2 separate regions of the Mus musculus genome follow, and region 1 is linked to region 2. Evidence: chromatin loops called from intact Hi-C (ENCODE). Cell type or tissue: left cerebral cortex. All regions are shown on one strand.

Evidence for each region. A loop is a pair of places that touch in the nucleus more often than their neighbours do. Peaks named below come from ENCODE experiments on the same cell type or tissue, not always from the same donor. Only the 100,000 strongest peaks of a DNase experiment are listed, where the experiment ranks them.
Region 1: it touches region 2 in a loop (2.3-fold over the local background); 3 of 42 quality-filtered maps call a loop at or near these places.

The regions. Positions count from the first base shown.
Region 1 is chr6:134,639,566-134,642,065 of GRCm38, forward strand. Borcs5 (BLOC-1 related complex subunit 5) reads left to right here and starts at 1,375. Exons shown (of 4, transcript NM_026371.3): 1 at 1,375-1,692. The coding sequence starts at 1,635. In left cerebral cortex, a CTCF peak has its summit at 1,494; a DNase peak (open chromatin) is centred at 1,425; H3K4me3 peaks cover 1,368 bases; H3K27ac peaks cover 1,047 bases.
Region 2 is chr6:134,918,882-134,921,381 of GRCm38, forward strand. It overlaps Cdkn1b (cyclin-dependent kinase inhibitor 1B), which reads left to right and starts at 1,520. Exons shown (of 3, transcript NM_009875.4): 1 at 1,520-2,500. The coding sequence starts at 2,039. In left cerebral cortex, CTCF peaks have their summits at 1,359 and 2,402; DNase peaks (open chromatin) are centred at 682, 1,498, 1,753 and 2,251; H3K4me3 peaks cover 1,928 bases; H3K27ac peaks cover 1,856 bases.

The DNA of each region.
Region 1 (2,500 bases), 280 kb before region 2:
AAAGAGCCTATGAGAGTGAAAGTGCAGTCCAGTTGTAGCAGAAAACAGCAGTGTTTTGGAGATGCCAGTACCACTGAGAACAGCAACACTGGTGTACAGGCATCTGGAGCCTAGAAAACAAGGTGGGTGCTACAAAGGGCTGAGCTGGAGAAGTAACACAAGCCCTTGGAGGAGCCCAGAGCATCGAGAGTGGATCCCAGACATTGGATAGTCAGAGTTTGATTTTGCTTTTGATTGTGACTATGCCCTGGTATTTTTCCCTCTTGAAGTATGAAAGTATTTTAGTGGAGCCCACAGATAGGAGACTGAATTGTAAAAAGACTTTGAATTTCAAGATATTAGATATTTTAAAGGGATTGAACTTCGGTGGTAGTTGAGACTGTAGAAGGGTATAGATGTATTTATATCTCCCCCAAGGAAGGAATTTTAGCAACACAGGCATACATCATAAAGCCAAGCTGCTTGTAATATCTTGAAACAGATGAGAGAATCCCTATAAGGCATTGGGTTACTACCCATCTATATGAGATTGGCTCAGATAAGCAGTTTCCTTTTTTTGTATTAGCTGTTTATCTTCCTGGCTTCTGGTAGTTCCATAGTGATCTGTCAATAAAACAGCATATTCTAACAATTTCTTACTTATTTCTAACTCCTTAAAACACACACACACACAGTCTTGGCATTTCCTGTATGGCCTCCTACTACAAAACTCCCTGCTTTCAAAGTTTAGAAAAGAACTCTGCTTCTGTACTAGTGTGAATTGAAATTTGAGGGCTACAGACTACCTTTCTTCCTCATTGGTAAAATAGGTGTAAAAATACCGATTTTTGCCTGACATGGTGGTGGTTTACCCTGTAACCCAGCACTTCTGTTGATTGAGCCAGGATCGAGAATTCGAGGTCACCAGGGTCATACAGAGTGAACTTCTATCTCAAAAACAAAAACCCAGACCATTCTGTAAAGTCGTTTGAAGATAACCAGCATTACAGTTCTTTTTTTTTTTTTTTAAAAAGATTTATTTATTAATTGATTTTTATGTATATGAGTACACTACAGCTGTCTTCAAACGCACCAGAAGAGGGCATCAGATCCCATTACAGATGGTTGTGAGCCACCATTTGGTCGCTGGGAATTGAACTCAGGACTTTCGGAAGAGCAGTCAGTGCTCTTAACCGTTGAGCCATCTCTCCAGCCCCAGCATTATGGTTCTTAATATGTGTTGCTCAAAGGTAATTAATGTGTCTTCGGGGGTAGGAAAAGGCTTTATCTTTTGGACATCTTTGGCCTTGGGGAAGCCTAGCCCTTTAAGGCAGCGCCGCCCCAGCCTCCAGCGCGCGTCTCTTGCCCCGCCCCACCCCTCGGGTTTGGAGGCGGGACCTCCAAACCCGGAACTGAAGGCCGCGCATTGCCGGCCCGGCCAATCGGCGTCCCGGAAGGAGCGAGCTGAAGCCACCGAGCCAGTGAATGACAGCAGCGCCGCCCGCCGGTCGCGGCTGCAGCCCTGCCGGCGTCCCGAGCCTCCTGTCAACGCGAGCGGCGTGCTTTCCAGCGGCGCCTCTCCAAGTGTCTGTGGCCCAGCGGGGTCTCCCCGCTCTCCCTAGCCTCTGCCCCGGTGTCCCTCCGCTGCAGGGGCCATGGGCAGCGAGCAGAGCGCGGAGGCCGAGAGCCGCCCCGGCGATCTGAACGCCTCAGGTCGGTGCCTCACCTCCCCGCACCGGTGTTGCTGGCGAAGCCGACCGCCCCGGTGCAGGCCCTCTGTGTTCCCTAACACAAAAAAAGCGTGGCCTCCCGCCCCAGTCCTAGTCCCCTAAACCGGCTTGCCCGGCTTCACTCTAATTTCTAAAAGACGACCTACTTAGTGTTCGGTTCCTGGACTCCACACTGACGTGGAGACTTGGGTCACACTGGATCGATCATACCCGAGTCCTCCAAGATCAGGTTTTCTGAAAATCGGGGTGTCGAGGAACCTTTTCAGAAGGGTCCTGTGAGCACTGGGCGGTCACTCTCAGTGTTTGGGTGCAAATATTTCCAGGCACCGCTCTCTGGCCACTCAGGTATCGGTTTTTTGTTTTGTTTTGTTTTAATAATTTTAAAAATAAGTTGGCCAGGTGGCAGGCAGTCTCTCGTGTATCTTCTGTTCACATTTTTTAGACGTCTCTTAGCATTTGGGGTAGGATTTGGAAGGGTTTTGTCCTGTACCTGTAGTAAGTGCTCAATAAAACAGCTGGCAATTGAAAACCATTTGGTCCTTTTGTTGTTACTTAGGTAACCTCTGAGAGGGCCCTCGATAGGCTCAAGGGTTACAAGCCTAATTAGTTAAACTCTCTCATAGCCAAAGAGTCTCAGAGTGGCTCTCTACTTGGTAATCTTTGCAACTTAGAAATGTGGAAGCTAACAGATGATTCATGCTGAAGGGCGTTCCTTCAAGACCTGCAGTCAGGGGCTTGCAGCTACTAGCTTTGTTATGTTTTCATTCCTTGGAAGGCCTAGAGTATCACGT
Region 2 (2,500 bases):
AATGCAGGAGGCAAGGCACACACACACACACACACACACACACACACACACACACACACACGTGCACGTGCGCGCGCGCGCGCGCACACACACACACACACACACACACACACATCCTGGCAAAGATGTGGCTAAGAAAACAAGTCAATATTCAGTCTCACCTACACCAGAGGAAGATAGGAAAACCATGCTTCTTTGGGACACTAAACCAGAAATTTAATTTCCTGTAACATGTTTTGTGTTTAGCGCAAACCAAGACTGTTTGGGAATACTAGTGGGCAAAGCCCTTAAAATCTCACTGAACTCTGAGATACGACAGGCCTGGCTATTCTGTTTTAACTTCTGTCACTGTGCTCAGCAGTGATAGAGAAATGTGAAGTTGCCCAAGGAGCTGAAAAAAACCCACCCAACATTACTAGATGTTGGTAATACCGTGGTGGTGGTATTATAAATCACTTGCAAATCTAGTCTTAGATCCTTAGGAAAGTGTTTTCGCCCTTTAACAACCTGCAGCTCTCTAAAAGTATTTGCTTGTATTTGAATATTGTACTGAGTAGGTTGGAAGCAACAGGCTGGTGGGAGAAAAAAGAGAAGGAAGGCACTGTTGTAGTTGGCGTCTGGACTCAGGTGGAGGGAACGGCTTCGCCCGGGAAAGAACATAAGGGTATAAAGGCGAGTTCCCACACGCTATAGCAATGGCTTTCACTGTGCTTAGGAACCAAGAAAATCAGAACTGGCTTTTTCTGATTTCTGTCTGGGACGGCTCTAAAGAGAGGCTTGGGAGAGCACTGGGGGTTTTCAATCTCGAGATCCTACGGTGGAAGCGCTTGGATTCAGAAACACCCTGATAAGAGCGGTCAGTCCTGGCTTCTTTTTGAAACCACCTCCTGGCCTGTCCTACATAGCAGAGACTTCTGGGGTCAGGCTAAGCGGCCGATTCCGCACCCCAGCTAAGGCACCCTGCCGGGTGGGGGTGGGTGGGCTGCCCCAGGCCCTGAGCCAAGGTTTCCTGAATCTCTCGCATACCCTCCTCCATTCCCACCTCGGCGAATGCAGGTGGGCTGAACTAGCCACCGAAGCTCCTAATAAGCCGCCAGCGACCTAGGAGCCCACTGGTCCAGGCCCTAGGTTTCGCGGGCAAAGACCTGGAGGTCGCAGTCGGGAGCGGTGACGCGCCTGCCAGCGCAGCTCTGCAGCGCCGGGACCTAGATCCCCGGGTCCCTGCCTGGCCGCCGCGCTGGCCCCTCCCCAGCTCTCCGGCCGTTTGGCTAGTTTGTTTGTCTTATTTTTAATTTCTCCGGGGCCAGCCAGAGCAGGTTTGTTGGCAGTCGTACACCTCCGAGTAGTCACGCGACCAGCCAATGTCCTGGCGGCGCTACGGGGAGGCGGCGCGCTCGGGAGCGCGGAGAGGCGGCGGCGCCGCGCCCGGGGCCACCTTAAGAGCGCGCTCGCCAGCCTGGGCGGAGCGGCTCCCGGCGCCGAGACCAATGGAGCTCCTCCTCTGTTTAAATAGACTTGCAGTGTCAATCATCTTCTTCTTCGTCAGCCTCCCTTCCACCGCCATATTGGGCAACTAAAAAAGGAGGGGGGCTCGTGCTTTTGGGGTGTTTTCCCCCCTCATCCCTTGTCCCGACTCACTCGCGGCTCCGAGACTCGCGCGGCGGCAAGGTTTGGAGAGGGGCTGCGTTCGCGGGACACACGGGCTCGCCCCAGCCTACGCTCCGACTGTTTGCCACCTCCTCCTGCCTCCTCCCCTCCCTTCCCCGCCCTCCAGTACACTTGATCACTGAAGCCTCGAGCTGCGCGGCGGCTGGGGTGTCCCTGCGCCTCTCTTCCCCAGACCTGCGCGCTACTGCGGCTCGGGCGGTCGCTCGCCTGGCTCTGCTCCATTTGACTGTCTGTGTGCAGTCGCAGAACTTCGAAGAGGGTTTTGCGCTCCATCCGTGGCGTTTCGCTTTTGTTCGGTTTTGTTGTTTATTTCATTTTTTTTTTTCCGGAGAGAGGCGAGGCGGTGGTCCACACCCGCCCGAGGAGGAAGATGTCAAACGTGAGAGTGTCTAACGGGAGCCCGAGCCTGGAGCGGATGGACGCCAGACAAGCGGAGCACCCCAAGCCTTCCGCCTGCAGAAATCTCTTCGGCCCGGTCAATCATGAAGAACTAACCCGGGACTTGGAGAAGCACTGCCGGGATATGGAAGAAGCGAGTCAGCGCAAGTGGAATTTCGACTTTCAGAATCATAAGCCCCTGGAGGGCAGATACGAGTGGCAGGAGGTGGAGAGGGGCAGCTTGCCCGAGTTCTACTACAGGCCCCCGCGCCCCCCCAAGAGCGCCTGCAAGGTGCTGGCGCAGGAGAGCCAGGATGTCAGCGGGAGCCGCCAGGCGGTGCCTTTAATTGGGTCTCAGGCAAACTCTGAGGACCGGCATTTGGTGGACCAAATGCCTGACTCGTCAGACAATCCGGCTGGGTTAGCGGAGCAGTGTCCAGGGATGAGGAAGCGA